Regions from separate parts of the Homo sapiens genome. Here region 2 is linked to region 1. The links are chromatin loops, found by intact Hi-C in ENCODE. Cell type or tissue: K562. All regions are shown on one strand. Each heading gives the region's core, and the rest is flanking DNA. Links, peaks and the distances in the headings are about the cores only.

The links. Hi-C counts contacts between places; a loop is a spot of excess contacts. Peaks named below come from ENCODE experiments on the same cell type or tissue, not always from the same donor. Only the 100,000 strongest peaks of a DNase experiment are listed, where the experiment ranks them.
Region 2: it touches region 1 in a loop (2.3-fold over the local background); 26 of 110 quality-filtered maps call a loop at or near these places.

What each region holds. Positions count from the first base shown.
Region 1 is chr5:81,835,023-81,844,895 of GRCh38, reverse strand. LOC107986385 (a long non-coding RNA gene) reads right to left here and starts at 8,561. Exons shown (of 3, transcript XR_001742519.2): 1 at 8,422-8,561; 2 at 7,345-7,404; 3 at 4,769-4,847. RefSeq lists an enhancer at 6,354-6,433. In K562, for the core only: a CTCF peak has its summit at 6,165 (motif pointing right); DNase peaks (open chromatin) are centred at 6,145 and 6,405.
Region 2 is chr5:81,780,105-81,789,977 of GRCh38, reverse strand. No RefSeq gene overlaps it. Among named protein-coding and RNA genes, the nearest start is that of SSBP2, 34 kb to the right of the region's middle. In K562, for the core only: a CTCF peak has its summit at 4,501 (motif pointing left); no DNase peak of the experiment used is centred there.

The DNA of each region.
Region 1 (9,873 bases), core at 1,275-9,274:
ATACCCTGTTTGGACACTAATCAAATGACAGCCCATCTTCCTTTTTCCTTCCTGTCTGTCTCCCTCCCTCCCTCCTTTTCTTCCTTCCTCTCCTTCCCTTCCTCAACCTCCTCTTCCTTCTTCTTCTTCTTCAACTTTGGTTCTATTTCAGCTACACTAGTTTAAATATATGTATGTTATATATATTGGTCTCACTCTGTCACCCAGACTGTAGTACAGTGGTATGATCATAGCAGCTCACTGTAATCTTGAACTTGTGGGCTCAAGTAATTCTCTCACCTCAGCCTCCAGAGTAGCTCAGTCTACCAGCATGTGCCACCACATCCAGCTAATTTCTTTAAAAATTCTTTTGTAGAGACAATGTCTCGCTATGTTGCTTCAAGCGTTCCTCCTGCCTCAGCTTCCCAAAGCATTGGGTTTATAGGTGTGAGCCACTATACCTGGTCCACTAGTTAAAAATATTTTAAATTAGATTTTATCATATTCAAAAATGATGAAGTCATTTTCCCCACTCCCCACACATTCATCAGAAATGACTGCTAATAGTTTGGAGTATCTTCCAGGTTGTTTTATTTGTTTATATTTCTTATGCATATACTAACATTTGTTATTATTTCATAGAAACATGGTTATACTATTCATGTGGAACTTGTTTTTTATAGTTAGCAATGCATTGTGAATGTTTTTCCATGTCAATACACACCTAATTCCTCTCTAGTACTGCGTAGTACGGAAGTTTCTTATTATCCAGCTATTCATTATTATCTCAATCCAAGTAGTTGCTAAGTTGTGTAGGAAAGCAGAAATTGGTCATAACAGGAAAATATCCACTAATGAACTGACCACTTACTAAATTAGTCCTCACTTAAATAGCCCTCCCAACTTAATATCAGCCTCTATCCCCACTCAGCCAGTCAATTTTCCTGATTGCAGATGTTATAAACATCCCACAATATAATGTAAATAAAATGCATTTCAGTTGCAATGTAAAACTGCTACTCTTGCAAAAGATGCATGATTTTATAAAGCCATTGAAAATGATTTTGGAGAACTGTTCCATAAGCAAATGAATATCTAACAGTGTTAGACCAGTTAACAATTAAAGATGAGAAAAACAAGAATGATAACAGGATACATTTTTCAAAAGAAGAATTACTTGAATATCAAAGAATTAAGAGAGGGTCTCAGCAAAATTGATTAAGCCCTCACACTTTTCCTCAAGGTGACCCTTGTCATTCTGCTATATATAAAAGTCAGTGTGAAGTGAAGGGTGTCAAAATTTGCTTTCAAATAATTTTGTTAGAAAATGTATCCCCCCAAGCACCAAATCAACACTTGATTCATTCTTTGTTTACTCGAAAAATTAAATCATTGTTGCAACTACAGTATATGCTAAATTTATATATATATACACACACACACACATATATAGTCAAAGATAGCTCATGTTTAAATACAAGTAAGATCTTTACTTTTATTTTTCAAAACAGACTCAATCAAGCCTTTTTTTTTCCCCCATCTTTATTTTACAACACTACTCCCTATTTATTACTTTTGCAGCTTTCAACAGTCACAGTATGGCAAACAGAAGCAACAGACGTTGAAAATAAGGCTCCTAATAGACTAATCAGATTCTCTAGTTTTCTCTCCAGGAGGCATTTAGAAGCAAGACTCGCTGCTTTGCAAGGAGTAAAAGCCCCAGGGTGTTTGGACAATTCAGGGAGAGAGAAGAGGCCTTAAGAGAGGAGACAGGCAGTGGACTTCCTCTGGCACTAATCTGGCACATAGATGTTTGGGCCTAATGTAATTTGAAAAAATAAAAAAGATGTAACCTCATTTGTGTCCAAGCTGGTAAAGCAAGTTATACCAGTTAAATGTGTGTATATCAGGATTTATTTTTAGCAGCTACCTTCTGACTGATATTTGGGTCGTTTCCAATTTTTTGCTCCTACAAGCCACGTGGCAATGAGCAACCATGTACAAATATACCTTGGTGCGCTCGTATGAGTATTTCTGTAAGAAAAATTCCTAGAGGTGAAACTTCTGGGTTAGGAATAATGTATATTAAAAATGTTAACAGATTATTAGCAAATTGCCCTACTATTTTATGTCACCTACAGCATCTGCCAATGCCTGTTTCTCCACACTTTTCCCAGTGAAACTGTCACTTTTTGTCAATCTGATAGCAAAAAATATGCTATATTCATTGTTGTTTTCACTTTCAATATTATAAACTACTGATCTGTATGATAAATTTGCTACTACCTGCTTAGAATTTTTAGACTCTGGAAAAATCTGCATGATGGATGTAGGGAGAGATCATCTCTTTCTGGTAATGGGTGGGAGCTAAAAATTGAGCCCCACATGCATTCTTTTGTTTAAAACTCCTTCTTTGGAACTATTGTGGTCATTGCTTACACAAGGTAAAATGTTTATAGTCAGTAGTAGAAGATGGAGATGATGATTTTTGCAAATTTCTGATTTCAGGACAGTGAGATCCTTTTTTAGACTTCAAAATATGTGAAGAGATAAGGCCAGTAGGTTCTAAAACTGTATGTCTTGATGTCATCTAAGCCCACACTCTTTCCAACAGGCTTTTGGCCACTGACTGTGTAGCATTCTAATGGAAAAATTCTTATATGTATATATCGATGGACCTAAAAAAGAAAAGAAAAATAATCCACTAGAGTATACATTTGTTACAATGTAACAAAATCTATACACTTCAGATATGTGCATTTCACTAGGTATAAATGTTATATGAAAAAGAAACCGTGGATTCCTCAAAAAAATTAAACATAGAATTAGCATATGCTCCAGCAATTCCACTTCTGGGTACATACTCCAAATAAGTGACAGTAGGTACTCAGACAGATATTTGTACACCCATATTCACAGCAGCGTTATTCCCAATAGCCAAAAAGTGGAAGAAATCTAAATCTGCTCTGAAAAAAACAGTCTTGGAAAGAAAAGGTGGAGGCAGCCCAGGTGTCTGATAGATGAATGGTTAAACAAAATGTGATATGTATATACAATGGAATATTATTCAGTCTTAAAAAGGAAGGAAATTCTAACATGTGACAACATGGATGACCCTTGAAGACATTATGCTAAGTGGAATAAGAAAGTCACAAAAGGACAAATCTTGTATGATTCCACTTATATGAAGTATCTAGAGTAGTCAAATTCATAGAGACAGGGAGTAGTATGGTAGTTTTCAAAGGCAGAGAGGAGGGAAGAATGGATAGTTAGTGTCTAATGGGTGAAGAATTTCAGTTGGGGAAAAGGAAAAATTTTGAAGATAGGTGGTGGTGATGGTTTTACTACAATGTGACTGTACTTAATGCCACAGAAGTGTACACTTAAAAATTGTTAAAAAGGTAAATTTTATGTTGTGTATATTTTACCACAGTTAAAACTTTTAAAAACATAAATATTGAACTCTGGTGCTATGAATGCTGAAGTGTTTAGGAGTAAAATGCACTGATGTCTGCAACTTACTTTGAAATGTATCAAAATTTATAGGTTAAAAGAAGAATAAATGAATATGTGGTAAAGTTAATATAGCAAATGTTCATTATTGAATCTTGAGGTGAATACGTGGGTGTTCACTGTGCCATTCTTTCAACTTTTCTGTATGTTTGAAAATTTTTTAAATAAAATATCAAAAAATAACCTAGGCCAGAAATGACCTAGACTAAAAAAACGACTAGCAAATGAGTCTTTTAAAAGCAAACTCATATTTGCTTTTGTTAATTATGGGGGATAATTTTGCTATTGAAAGATCCTCAAGCAGAGTTAAGGAAATAGAACCTATTTTTGTTTGTTTTTAATAACTGTCAGAGAGGAACATTTATTAGACAAATATTGGACAGGTATTGATTCACAAGTGACTCCGTGATATTAAAAATGAACTCAATATCACCAAACTCGATAAGTATCTCTCTATATATATCAAAGGCAAGGGTCATAGTTCAGCTTTTTCTTCCAGTTGTAGGATTTGAGCATGTGCAGAGGCAAAGAATCCCAGACTACTCAAATGGAAAAGATGATGCAGATAGGTTGGCTGAAATGACACGCAACTTTAGACCATTTGAGAGACTGGAGGTCTTCCTGATAAATATTAGCTCACTGTAGAAGTATAGTAGATTATAAATAACAGCTCTTCATTTCCTCACGGAAACATTTTGGAGAGCTCCACATTCCTCTTCTTTGGTTCAATAAAAAGTAAACAGAGAAAGATGGCCTCTATTTCTGGGATCTCTTCATTGCAGGCATGGTTGGGCAGTTTTTATAACTATAGAAGCATGTGGTCATCCCATCCCAGCAACACTCTTACTAGATTGGAATAAACATCCAAAGTTTCAGTGGAGCAAACTGAATGCCTAAAGGACAAGTAGATAACCCTAATGAGGGATTCGGGCCAGTCCAAGTAGGGTTTATGGCCTCTTGAAGAACCCTCACCCTAACTAAGGAGGAATCCACGATTCAGTTCTAGCCAGTTGGCCCGTGATAGCCAGTTATGTCAGTTTTTTTAAGAGCAATATGAAACCTTTATTTCTATGTGAAATCTTCCCAATTTAAATGTGGGTAACTAATTCAAATGCTTTTCAGAAACATTGTATGGGTCACAAGAAACACGTTTATTGGCATGCTGGGGTCTGTGGGCTCCCTGTGTGTGACCTCTAACATATGTGAAAAGGATAGGACAGTCCCACTCTTCAGCACCAACATCCAGTAGAATCCAGATCCAGCATCCTTTAAGCTTTAGGGATTTTATTCTCATCTCCACTGTCCTCAGTTTCTCTCTTGTAGCTCAGGAATATGACTTTTTCATGCCTTTATCACTTTAAATAGAAAACAAATATTTGACCTCTGGAATGTTTGCAAAATTCATGCGGTAAATGAGTCTTGAAAGTCTACTTTGTTTCATGAATTTGTTTGCATCCCCAAAAAAAGAGGAATTGACAAAAATATATAATTCATGGAACCCTTAACTTATTTACAGGTAATGATCCCAAAATGTACGTGTTTGGAACTAGCATCATATTTCCCACAGTATGACAGCTATCACTTGGTGACTGCAAACTCCAGACCATTCACTGTATGAGGTGATGTATATATTTAGCTTCTATAATTCTCAAATCATTATCCCAAATTTACAGATGAGGAAACAGGCTCAGAACAGTTTCATAACTTGCCGAGCTGGTTAAGTGTTAGAGTCAAGAATTAAGCACATGTGGAGATCAGGATTCAAGGCCTGTTGTTCTCACAGTGTTCTACCTGGTATTAAGGCCCTCAGGACAGGCTACAAAATTACTACTGTATCCACAATGTACTTGCAGAACTTTCTAGTATTCTACTTCCAACAGAACCCAGCCTTGGGTATGATTATGCCACTTTTATTTTTTTAAACCTCCCTCACTTTTATGCAGGAAAAATATGTTTCATTACCTAAGTGGTGCATGGATATATTCTTGGTGTGAAACGTCCAAATGACACAGTAGCCTGCAGAGCAGCAAGAAAAATTCCCTTTGGCTTTCTCCCCAACCCCTGCTCCCACTCCCCTTCCTATCTCAGGCTCTACAACTATTAACAGTGTGACTTGTTTCTTCCAGACTTCTTCTATGCATCTACATACATTTATGTACATATATAAATATTCATGCAGCTATGTTTCTATGGTAAATGCATTCAGAATTCCACCTTAGGATGTCAGACACTTTTCTATTGTAGCACTGGCAACTTCCCAGCTCCAAGTCAATATGGGAGGACTTGCGAGTTGGAGGTGGGGGTTGAAGATGGCTGTATTCGTTATCTATTGCTACATAACAAATGAACCCACAGTTTATCAGTGTAAAGTAATGGACATTTATGATCTTGCACAGTGTCTGACGGTCAGGAATCTGGGAGCAGCTTAGCAGGATGGTTCCAGCTCAGGTCTTTCATGAGGTAGCATTCAAGATGTCCACCAGGGTTCTAGTCATTTTAGGGATTGCCTGGGGCTGGAAGATTTACTCCCAATTTGGCTCATTCAGTGATTACTTGCTGGAAGACCTCCATTCTTCCTTGGCTGTGGGCAGGAGTCCACAGTTCCTCACCAGGAGGTCCTCTTCATAGGGCTGAGTGATCTTATGACATAGCAGCTGGCTTCCCCCAGAGGGAGCAATCCACAACTTACCAGGAAGGAAGAAGCTGCAAAGGTCTTTAATGACCTGGTCTTGGAAGTCACAGACCCTCACTGCTGCTAAATTACATTTATTAGAAGAGAGTCACTACTCAAGGGGAGGGGAGTCATCTCTACCTTTCGAAGAGATGAGTGTTCAAGAATTTGTGGACATATTTTAAAACCACTGCAAGGGAAGAAAAATGGAGAGTGGCAGAGTGTAAGATCAGGGTGTAATGTAATAGTCTGAGTAACAGGGAGGAAAGCAGAGGTGCTGAGGTCCTGAGATAACCGTGTAGAGAGAGCCTAAATAGTGTGGCTCTCTCCTGGCTGTACATTTGAATCACCTGGGGACACTTAAAAAGTCCTCATGCCCTGGGCCCCACTGCAGATCAATTAAATCTGTAGTTCTGGGGTTGAGGACAGGTATCAGTATTGATTAACAGCTCTCCAAGTGATTCTAATGTGCTGCCTGAGTTGTGAACCATGTAACAACAGAGGTGCTAGAGTCGGGCTGTGTCTGGGCTCAAGTCTCTGTTATGCCAATTAAGTAGCTGTGTGTTCTTAGGCAAGTTCATTAGTTTTTCTGTGCCTCATCTGTACAATGGGCATATGAATAGTACTTCCTCATAGGGTTGTTGTGAGGATTACCTGGGTTAATACCCCATGTAAATTGCTGGGAACTGTCCTGGGCGTAGTAAGTGCTGTTTCAATGTTATTATTGTGATTATTAGCAGCATACAATGGACTTTTCCTCCCTCCTGCTCCCGCTTCCCTAGTGCCTCTGCCTGGAGAGGAGTTTGGCTTTCTGTGCCCCAGCTCCCTCCCTTTCCCTTGAGAAGGCACAGTGGATGCCCAGCATCCTGCTCAGTCTGCAAGCTCAGTCTGCAAGCCCTCAGGCAAGTGCCAGGAAAACTGAGAAGCTGAGCTGCTGGGCTCAGCTAATGGTGGGCTTCGCTGCAGAAGGATCTCCTTCATACTGGGAGATGGACAAAAACATAGCACCCCAGGGGGCAATGAGAGGAAGGAAAATTCCCCCTCAGCCTCACAGGAGCAGGGGGCTGCACTCACGCCTTGCAATTTCTTCAAGGACCTTTCCCAATCTCAATTTCTCTGAACTCTTATAATATCAGTATGGTCCTTAAGTTACGTGCTGTCTTTTGTATTTATCTATTTACCTTTTGCATTTTCTCTCCTTCAGACAGTGAAGCAAGGGCTATGTCTTCCGGGGGAAGTGTCTGTAAAAGAAGGGAGGGGAAGATGAAGAAGGAACAGGGGGTGTCCTGTTTAGATTATAGACGCCTCTTTAGTCTTGAGAATTGTATATATGTCAGTGGAAAATGTACTCTGCTTCTTATTAATGGCTTCCCCTCTCCCCTCCCTGTATCACTACCTCTCTAAAACACCCTTTCTCCTGACCACCATTTTTGTGGAAAAATAGCATGAGTGTTCTTTCTGTTGCCTTTTACAGCAGAGGTTAATAAATTGCCACTATTACAGGGTATTCCAGCTGATATTGATGAAGCAGGTACAGAAATAAGCTAATGGGTTAGCTCCTATAGAGAAATGTGTTTCCCAAGCATAAAAGCACGATTTTGTGGGAAAGTAGACTGAGTTTTTTCAAGCCTACTAAGACAGATGGAAGGGGACAAAAGAATAAAGAATAAAATAATTAAACTATGAAACAATTGTTGATAAGACTCCTATATGATTTTTTGCTCTCCATTATTAAATTAATCTTGATTTGAATAGGTTATATCTCAATTTTCTGTTTTTTGGGTTTTTTTAATCCCCTCTGTTCTTTAGGTTTATGATTTGATCCTAAAAGTTAAAGGTCTTTTTAATAAAATATATTAAGCAAAACATATTTAAAGTCCCTGCTGTTGATTAAGTGTGCTTTTACAGTAAATGTGAGTGACAAAAGAGAACGTGATATTAATAGTTAAGCCTATGGCAGTAAGGTGCCTAATTTCAATAGCACTTGGGTTTAGTTTTAGAATATAGAAATGAACCTCTGACTAAAAATTCTAGGTAGGTGGTACCTGAACCCATGTGTATCAGTGGTGTAAGCATCTAAATGCTGAAAAGAGAGCATCTAGATCCTGATTTCTCCTGGCTCAGTTCATTCATTACTGCCAAAGTAGGAAATCCTGGATTTTAAGCCTTATAAGCTAGGAATAAAATTAGCCCCCAAATAAAAATTATTCTAGAGAAATACAGTCTTGATGGTTGAGGTTATAATAACTGTTACTTACATAAATAGCTGATTTTATTGGCCTGGTTAAATGATTCCCATGTGTCCTTCTGAAACTTTCTGCAGTCACTCTCATTGACTGCCATCTCAGCTATTAGAGAAGAAAAAATGATGAACTCAAGACTTCTTCATCAATGAGCTCAGCCTGTAAGATAATAAAAGGTTCAGTGAGCACCACTGACCTTCCCAGGAAAGCTACCAGCGTGAAAACTGAAGGAACATGGCACAGACACACAGCAGTAAAATTCAAGAGACTAAAATAAACTCAGTGAGCCTGCCTGGTCGCTAAACACTGAATACATTTAAGTGCTATTTTGACAAGAGAGCATGGCGGCTATTTAAGAATTTCATTTTTAAAACTCTAGTACAATTTTGTTCTCCTAACAGCATCATCCTGTGTCTGTGTTTGTTCCCAGTGAGGTCATTATTAAGTGAATTGAATTATTGTTCTGTTCAAATGACCTGTGCATTCAACAATGTGTGCTGAGCTCCAGCAAGAAATGTTTTATGTATTATTGGGAGATGGCCATCTGTGGCACAAACCGGGCCTCCCAACATGCAGAAATGTTGGGAGATAGTTTATGTTCAGTTTTATCTATGATCTGAATTCCATTTATAAGCTTTTTTCATCCACTTGTCAACACTGTTCACTATAGCAACACTGAAAATGGCCAGAAATGAACAGATTTATCAGAGCAATGTGAGGTCAGACTGTATGTTTCAATTATTGTATATTGAATTTTTATCATACATTTTAAATTTTGCCCATAAAAATAGTAACAATGTAATAAAAATGGAATTACTTTTCTTTGATCAACTTTCAGTTATTATAAGTTACAAAGTGAATAAGCTAGATTTCATGACTTTTATTAGATAATGGGTCTCACATTAGATATGTATATTTTAAATATAACATTGGTTGTCCATGCCAAGAACTGTGGATTAATTTTTTTCAAGTCTGAAGAACATTGCCTTTCCCGTTCCTGCATATGTAATAGAACAGCATGGCAATATGTGAAATTAAATTTTAAAATTGTAGATTATATTTAAGCCACACCCTCCCAACCTTTTCATATCTTGTTAAAGTAAACTTTTGATAATTCTACTGGCATGTTAGACCAAATGAATGATTTTACATAAGGTAAATATACCCGGATATTTGCTGTACAAAATGAAAAGATTTTTAGATATCTTTTTCTGTTGGTTTTATTGTTGTACTGATACCTTAATTAACAAAAAGAATCTCCTTTAAAATAAAGTATAAAATCTTATATGTGAAGAGAACTTTTACAAGAGGATTTTCTTTCTCTCCTTCCCTCCTTTTTTCCTTCCCTCCCTTCCTTCCGTCCATTCGTCCTTCCTTCCTTCATCTCTTTATTTTTAAAATAAAAACCTTCTAAGTTGTATAACACAGTGCTCACTTTGGACATATAGCTTTACAGTTTAAATACAT
Region 2 (9,873 bases), core at 1,109-9,108, 55 kb after region 1:
AATCTCTTGACCTCGTAATCCGCCCGCCTTGGCCTCCCAAAGTGCTGGGATTACAGGCATGAGCCACTGCGCCCGGCCTTTTTTTCTTTTCTTTTCTTTTTTTTTTTTTTTTTTTTTTGATGGGGTCTTGCCCTGTCACCCAGGCTGGAGCGCAGTGGCGTAATCTCAGCTCACTGCAGCCTCCACCTCCTGTATTCAAACGATTCTCCTGCTTCAGCCTCCCGAGTAGCTGGAATTATAGGCACGTGCCACCACACCCAGCTAATTTTTGTATTTGTAGTAGAGACGGGGTTTCGCCATGTTGGCCAGGCTGGTCTCAAACTCCTGACCAGATGATCCGCCCGCCTCGGCCTCCCAAAGTGCTGGGATTACAGGCGTCAGCCACTGCACCCAGCCAAGACAATTTTAAAACTAACTTAGGGAAATAAAGATCGTGCTAGGTTTTGCTGGATACTCAGCACGCTAAGCTTCAGTATGCCTGTGCACAGCAAACAGCAATTGGAAGTTCCTGGATGGCCTTAAGTAGAGCATCCCTGGCCTTGTGGTTATTTGACTGTATCAATACATGTTTAACTGCCATTAATAAGAAGCAGAAACAAAACTAGTCAAAGCCCAGTTTAAACCAGAAATGAGAGTTTTGTGGAGCTCTAACTCCCAAGGCCATATAATCAAGTGTATTGTGCTGACCATCAGCTGTCAGGAACACCGAGTCCCCACTTCAGCTTGGTGATGACTCACTCTGCTGTCCTAGGTGAGTCACTTAAACCCTCTGCTCCTCAGTTTCCCAACTCATCTCTCTTCACATGTATGCAAAGGACTTGCAGAAAGAGTCTTTTAAAAAATGACCTGTTTTCAGCTGGGTGTGGTGGCCCACGCCTGTAATCCCAGCACTTGGGGAGGCCAATGCGGGCGGATTACAAGGTCAGGAGATCGAGACCATCCTGGCTAACACGGTGAAACCCTGTCTCTACTAAAAATACAAAAAATTAGCAGGGTGTGGTGGTGGGCGTCTATAATCCCAGCTACTCAGGAAGCTGAGGCAGGAGAATCGTTTGAACCCAGGAGGTGGAGGTTCCAGTGAGCCGAGATTGCACCACTGCACTCCAGCCTGGGCGACAGAGCGAGACTCCATCTCAAAAAACAAAACAAAACAAACAAACAAAAACCTGTTTTCAAGCATCTGAGTGTGTAATTGTTTGACAGGAACAAAGAAAAGAAACTTTTTAAAACAGCAAACTTCTAGCTCCCATTGATTTTATATCAGTAACAAATTACACTTTGTTGCTATATAGGATTGGAAATCAGCAGTCAAGCAAAAGTGAAGTTCCAATAATCTACATTGTTGAAGTGCCAACAAACAAAAGTCAGTTTGTCATGTTTCTAAACAACTGGAAAGTTGGGAGCAGGCTGAAGCAGTGAGGAAAACCTTAGGCAGGATGGAACATAGCTCCGGGTTAAGAGGAGGTGGTAAGGGTGAAGTGGGATCTATGGCTTAACAAAGTGGTTAATTGTCATCACATGATTCAAATATGTTTATTTCTTAAACCTTCACTCCAGACTGAGGCGGACAAGGGGCCTCTTTCTAATTACAGATGACTATTAGCAACCAACAGGGAGAAAGAAAGAAAAATGAAAACAAGAAAAAAATGAATGAAAAAGAAAAGCACTGTAATCCTTTGCATTATCAAAAGTGATCAACAGTCGGTTCTTTACAGGCTGTGAGAACAACATTTCCACATTATTTTCCAGTCACTGCTACCAGCAGAAACTCCCTATAGAAGGAGGCTCATAGCAGCTACACACAGACAACAGAGAAGGAAGCTGCTTGGTATAGCCGTCACCTTCAGGACAACAGACAGCCAACAGAGCATTTCACCCTGAAGGTGTACGTGTGATTACACAAAACCCTCACTTGGTCATTTTTTTTACGTGTTTTAATAATGCTGATGCAAAATAAGAGTAAAATTACAGGTGCCAGTTCCCATTGTAGAATGCTGATAAACAACTTACCATTTTGCAGTGGCTGGTCACATCTGGAGCCTTTTGGGATGCAAAAGTACTGGAAGGATTATTGCAAAACTTAAAGACACTTTTGCTGCCATTACTTTGTTTTTAACCTAAATTAGTGTGGGTTTTCTTGGGGGGGTGCTGGGGGGATGCTTTTTTAGATAGTCTTAATGCTTATATTATAAACTTATTTAGTTAAACACTAACCAAATAACAAAATGAAAAAGGGGGTTAGGTTTAGAGTAGTTGCTTGAAAACTTTTCCAAATTGACCTTAAATAGACAGAGGCTGGTATAAAACTATGGATTGGTGGATTATGACTTATTAATTTTGGTACTATCAAAATCCTCAATTTAACCTGATGAAACTTGATTTGTCACTGTTGATATCTCTCTTACAAATGTTGAATTAGCATGTAATGTGCACAGTGTAAGAATAATAATATAAATGGAAGTGCATTGTTCCTATTCTTTATGGAGCTATGGTTTTTCATAACCACAAAAGAACATTAACATAAGAATATAATGTATTAGGGTATAGTTAGTATTTTGACTCTTTTTTAATAAAACTCTTCTTTTAGGATATAAATATTTCTCTGTATTTTGTGTCTGCTGCAAGGTAATTTGGGCTGGTACCAGGACTAGACATGGATGGGTGGAGAGAGTCTGGATCTTCCCCTTTAGGGTTTCATGATTCTTGTATGTTTTCCTCAGGTTGCTTCAGGACTAATTCTGCTTGTGTGTAGCTAGTAGAGCATGATCCCCTTGCCTTCTTTTCTTTTCGTGCTCCTCAGTTGAGAATATGCAATCTAAATCCTTAAGGTGCAAACTAGTCATATCTACCGAAGTCCAGCTTCCAGCAGATTCTTTGCTATATCTAGCATGTACGAAATCAGACATTTTAATGAACGCATGTGTTTTCCTGTAGTGTTACGTGGACTGACAGGCTGTGGAGATGTCTGAAGTGATTTGGCTGGACTCATTGCAGTCCTCCAGAAATCATTTCCTGTGGCATCATGCAGTGCATTTCTCCTAGGATTTCCTTGTCAAGAATATTCCTCTTTTAAGCAAAATAATAACTTATGGAGCCTAATGGATTTTATAGCTGAAGATTGAAGTAGTGTGCCCAGTATGTGAAGCATTCTAGCTTTCTTCATGCAAATGAGCAGATATGCTTAACAAGTCAATCTTGAATCTATTTGGTGAAAAAAGCCACTCTGTTGGCTGTGTGCTATTAGTACATGTAGATACAAGCACACACGGGCTTGGACGTGTATTAGCATCGGATGTTACTTCACTGAGAAAGTGATCTGTTGACCAAAATATGCATATCTGAATGGAAGCAGGCCTTTGTGGTGCTCTTTTCAATTCTAATCTGCTATGGTCTGAATGTTCGCATCTCCACAAAATTCACGTGTTGAAATCCTAACCCCCAAGGTGATTGTATTAGGAGGTAGAGTCTTTGTAGGGTGATTAAGTCGAAAGATCAGAGCTCTTATGTGTGGGATTAGTGCCCTTATAAAAGAAGCCCCAAAAAGCTTATTCTCCCCTTCCACCATGTGAGGACACAGAGAGAAGGCGCCATCTAAGAGGAAGCAGGCCCGTACCAGGCAGCAAATCTGCCAGCGCCTTGATCTTGGACTTCTCAGCCTCCAGAGCTGTGAGAAATAAATTTCTCTTGTTTATAAGCCACCCAGTCTATGATATTTTCTTATAGCAGCCCGAATGGACCAAGACAGCTATTTAAAGCCTGTGTAGTAGGAGACTTTCTGGCTGACTCGGTCAAGAAGTCAAAAAGAGATTTCTGTTTTCTTCCAAATCATGCTTATTGATTTGGAGTGAAATTCAGTGATGGGCTGTAAAGTAATAGGACTCACATAGTGAGTCAGAGGAAGGAGAAGATTAACATTTGTTGAGTACCTAATATGTGCCAAGCTTTTTTCATAAATTAACTCATTTATTCCTTACAACAAACTGGAAAGGAAATATTGTTACTCTTCATGTATAGATGAGAAAACTGAAAGAGAGGTTAAATAACTTGTCCAAGTCCAGAGTTCATATTTAGAAGAGCCAGAACTTTAATTTGGGTCTAACTCTAAAGTGTACGGTGTTTCCAACTATAGTGTGCTGCTTTCTGTGGCTTCTGAAACGTTATATAGGGGGACTCAGAGGGAGATAATTCCTTTGGAGGAAAACATCTCATATTGTTTGAAGTACATTTTCAAACCTACTTAGTAAACCTATGTGCTGCAAAGTGGGCCTGTTCCTCAGTTGTCTATGGTCCCATCTGCATTTTACATCTGGAAAAGCATATCTGGAAAGAGTTTCATCCTGGTAGCTACAAAGGACAGTTGGAAACTTCTGCTTTTTGTACAATAAAATCTGCAGTGGTCTTGGTAACGACCTTTCCAATTGTGGTATTATTGTTTTAGCTCTATTGGTTACGAGGAAGAGTCATTCCAAGGGAGTTTATTGTGAGGTTAAAATGGGCCATCTTCTGGCCATCCTAGGAAAAAAAAAAAATCGTTGTATAGTCCATGGGCTGGATTAAGGACCGGACCTAGAACTAAGGTACTTCCTTTGTCTCCCCTGCCACCCTATGGCACTTTTTCCTTTTTTCTGGAAATCTGCTTCTTCTCTTATTGCTCCTCTCTGTACCTCTGCTCCATTCTCCATTGCCTTCCGCCTGCTCATCAGCATGCTCATGGTTGCACATGGCTACCATAGTTCTCAATTTCTTATGATCAGCATATTACTGTCTGAGGAAACTCTTAAGTCTCTTTAATTTCAAGAGAAGATCTGAGTCCCCACTGCTATTGAGTGTCCTTGCTCAGGTGTCCATCCCTAGTTCACCAGTGTCACTAGCGAGGGTGGCACAAACTTGACTGCTATGCCTACCACTTTAGCAAAGGTTACAGGTAAGGGCAGTTTCTGGAGAAAGGGGCTCTGAGTAATGCAGACACTTCAAATACGTCTCCAACCATAAACCAAAAATATATAAATGTGGCTTTATAGTTTTGGGAATGTTTTCATATAATCTTTGATCTGGAATAATTTATCCCTATTTTATACTTAAGGAAACTATGACCAACTGGTTGGATGATTTGCCCAAGGTCATTTGGCAAAGTAAACTAAAGACGAAAGCTTAGGTTTCTACCTGATTAGTTTCCACCATATTAGGCTGCCTCTTTTTCTACACAAATGTACACAATTTATGGAAGAAAGTTGTTTTGTTTTATTCTTTTTAATCTACAGTTTAATTCATAATTAGCATTCATGAATGAATTTGTTAATTTGAACCACAGTGGACTTTGGCTTCTCTTCCTAGTACCACACTTTAGTGTTGTACCTGAAGATTTGTATTGTACTCCACTGGAAGCTTGTGAATTCACTTTCTTATATTGGTATGGCACAAACTTGTAGGAATTATGGCTACTACAAAAAGGAAAAGTTGAACAGTTTGTTTTGGGCTGGAGAGTAATTGAGTTCAATTTTGTACAGGTAATAGAGTATGCCTTTAAATTATCATGTGCAGTATTTTGGAGATGGAACATTTTGGTTAAGGGAAACACCAGCTCCAAAAAAGTGGGGATGTCCTAAAAGACCATCATTAAAATACATAGAGAAATGAACCCTTAGTCAGGGCTACACCTGAACACATTTATGCTAGTTTTTTTAATGACTCCTGAACATCAAACCAAAAATCAAGAAAAAAACTGAAATGAAAATGCTCAGTTATTCTCTTTGCCCAGAGACAATGCAATTTCCCTGTGCTAAATTCTGTTAAATTTTCCAAAACTTGAAAAAGTGGTAACATTTTAAAGATGAAAGGAATTTGTTCCTTTCCTCAAGAAAAGAACAGTCTGGTGTAATGGACAAATTGAAATGCATCAAAATATAAAGTGCCTCTTTATTTCATTCGTAATGGACATATCTGTTGGCAGTGGCCACCATGGCAGAAAAGAGATGGCAATTTTTCATGCAGGAACATTACAAATAAATTCCTGTATGCTTGAAATGTCTGGAAAAGTCTGTGGAAATGGACCTTAAATGGTTACACAGTTAACATTCAGATATCAAAGAATTTTGCAAAATAGAAACTGTTTAAATATTAAACATCAAATTTTCCTTCTTTCAAAGGACTAATAACTTAGCAATAAAAATTGTCTTTGAATCTTGCCATCACAAGGTCTCAGTCAGGCAGTGGATTTTAAATGAAAACTTGCAGGCAGCTCTTATTTAAGCAAAATTAACAGCTGAGCAAAGAGGAATGAATTAGTAGACTGCCCCAAACTCACATTGACCAGACAACAGTCCACCTCCATTGCAGCACAAGCCTCTCTGTGGAGCTGCCTGCAAAGCGAAACCAGGATCAATGCTGTCAGGGAAATGCTTCTGCACAGAGGCAAGGCACTAATCAAGTTCTCCTGCAGCTGCTAACCTGATCCCCAACCGTTAAAGAAGAAACACACAGCCATGAGAGAGGAGCAGATGGTGGACAAGGAATCAGAGAAAGGGAAACAATAATGGGGGAATCCGGGGGCATGAAAATATTGGGCCACCCCAACAATAAAAATCCCTTTGTCCATAGTGATCAGGAAACGTTTTATTAAGATGTTCTCAAATAGGCTCACCCACATGAGGCAAAGGGTAAGGTTTGCCCATGCAACACCTGAGGCTGTTTCTGGGTAGGCAACTGGGGCCTTCGTACCAGTTTCCAAATGGGAGCCCTGTTACTGAACCAGAGTAAGAAGGCAGGGCCCAGTCAAAAGTAGCAGGAGTCATAACCTGGGAGGAATGGAAAGTTAGGAAACATCAACATATTTTTTTTTTCTGTACAATCATGTGCCGTAGATAAACGTTTTGGTCAATGACTACATATAAGAAGGTGGTCCCATAAGATTATACTAGAGGAAGCAGAAAGATGCCTATGGCCTAGTGACATCATAGCCGATGCAATACAATACATTACTCAAGTGTCTGTGGTGATGCTGGTGTAAACAAACCATCTGTGCTGCCAGTCATATAAAGGTCTAGCATGTATAATTATGTACAGTACATAATACTTGGTAGTGACAATAAACCACTACATTGCTGTTTTATGCATTTACTGTACCACACTTTTTACTATTTTGAAGCATAATCCTTCTACTTATTAAAAAAAAAAAAAGTTAAGTGTAAAACAGCTCCAGGCAGGTCCTTCAGGGAGTATTCCAGAAGAAGGCAATGTTATCATAGGAGATGACAGCTCCATGACTGTTATTGCCCCTGAAGACCTTCCAGTGGGACAAGATGTGGAGGAGGAAGACAGTGATATTGATGATCCTGATCCTGTGTAGGCATCGGCTAATGTGTGTGTTTTTGTCTTCGTTTTCAACAAAAAAGTTTCAAAAGTAAAAAAAAAAAGAAAATTTTACAAATAAAAAAGGCTTGTAGAATAAGTTTACAAAGAAAGACATTTTTTTGTAGACACAGTCATGCTCTGTCGCCCAGGCTGGAGTGCAGTGGCATGATCTCAGTTCACTGCTGCAACCTCTGCCTCCCAGGCTTAAGCAGTTCTCAGGCCTCAGCCTCCTGAGTAGCTAGGAACACAGGTGTGTGCCACCACATCCAGCTATATTTTGTATTTTCTTTTTAGTAGAGATGTGGCTTCGCCATATTGGTCAGGCTGGTCTCAAACTCCTGGACTCGAACTCCTGGCCTCAAGTGATCCACCCACCTTGGCCTCCCAAAGTGCTGAGATTACAGGTATAAGCCACTGTGCCTGGCCAGAAAGAAAATATTTTTGTACAGCTGTATAATATGTTTGTGTTTTAAGCTAAGTGTTATTATAAAATAGTCAAAAAGTTAAAACCTTATAATGTTCATAAAGTTAAAAAGTCACAGTAAACTGAGGTTAATTTATAACTGAGGAAAGAAAAATATTTTAATACATTAGCATAGCCTATGTGTGCAGTGTTTAAAAAGTCTACCGTAGTGGGCCGGGTGCGGTGGCTCATGGCCTGTAATCCCAGCACTTTGGGAGGCCCGGGCAGGTGGATCATCTGAGGTCAAGAGTTCGGGACCAGCCTGGCCAACATGGTGAAACCCCGTCTCTACTAAAAATACAAAAATTAGCCAGGTGTGGTGGCATGCGCCTGTAATCCCAGCTACTCGGGAGGCTGAGGCAGGAGAATTACTTGAACCCAGGAGGCAAAGGTTGCAGTGAGCCGAGATCGCGCCACCTCACTCCAGCCTGGGTGACAGAGCGAAACTCCATCTCAAAAAAAAAAAAAAAAAAAAGTCTACCATAGTGTACTGTGATGTCCTAGGCCTTCACATTCACTTGCCACTCACTCACTGACTCACTCAGAACATCTTCCATTACAACCTCCATTCGTGGTAAGTGCCCTATATAGGTATACTATTTTTTATCTCTTATACCTTATTTTTACTGTACTCTTTCTAAGTTTAGACAAGTTTAGATATACAAATACTTACCATTGTGTTGCAGTTGCCTGCAGTATTCAGTACAGTAACAAGCTGTACAGGGTAGTAGCCTAGGAACAATACGCTATACCACATAGCCTAGGTGTAAAATGTGCTATATTAGGTTTGTGTAAATAAACTCTGTGATGTTCACACAATGATGAAATTGCCTAATGACACATTTCTCAGAACATATCCCCATCATTAAGTGACACATGACTGCATATTTTAGAATCAGCTTATGAATTTCTACAATAAAGCCTCTTGGGATTTTGCCTGAGATCACATTGAATCTATAGATCACTTTGGAAAGAACTGACGTTATGACACCATTGAGTGTTTCAATCCATGAACATGATATCTCTCTGTTTATTTAAATCTTTTTTCATTTCTCTCTGCAATATTGTATCCTTTTTCAGCACAGAAGTTATGCACTTCATTTATTAAGTTACTTCTACGTATTTAAAATGTTTTTTGAAGCTATTGTAAATTTTGTTTCTCAATGTTATTTGCTTTCTTAAAAATGAAAAATCCTCATTGTTTTCTTATTCTGGAAAATATAAAGATATAGAAAAGAAAGTATCAATTATAATATTACAGCCTAAAGATTATTATTAACATCTTGGTGTATATCCAATACTCTTATTTATATTCATACCTACATATACATATTTTAAAAATATAAATGATGAATCTGTCCTTTGAAAATAAAAATTAAGCCAAATCAACATCAACATAACCTAAGAAGCATTGAGTGACTATCCTAGACCTACTTTGGGCATTGATTTAAAAATCCCTGTATATACCCATTTTGGGGAAATCAGAACACATTTTTTTCCAACAGAAACAATGTTTAAAATGGTAGATTATCAATTCAGGCCAAGCACAAACAAACAAAAAAAAACAAAAAACCCCTACTTAACCCATAATGGCTTTTAGCCTTCTGTCCCTGGCCAATTTTTATTTATTTATTTATTTTTATTTTTTTTGAGATGGAGTCTTGTTCTTGTTGCCCAGGCTGGAGGGCAGTGGCACGATCTCAGCTCACTGCAACTTCCGCCTCCCAGGTTCAAGTGATTCTCCTGCCTCAGTCTCCAGTGTAGCTGGGATTACAGGCATTCGCCACCACGCTCAGCTAATTTTGTATTTTTAGTAGAGATGAGGTTTCACCAAGTTGGCCAGGCTGGTCTCAAACTCCTGACCTCAGGTGATTCTCCCCACTCAGCCTCCCAAAGTGCTGGGATTACAGGCATGAGGCACCATACCCGGCCTGTCCTGGGCCAATTTTTAAATCCTTCTAAGGTAGCACAATCCCTATGCCTTTATTCTCTGTAAGCCTTGGGCCTCTTAAAATCCTCTAAGGAGAGAGACCCAGGATGGAACTGGTGGAGGAGCTTGA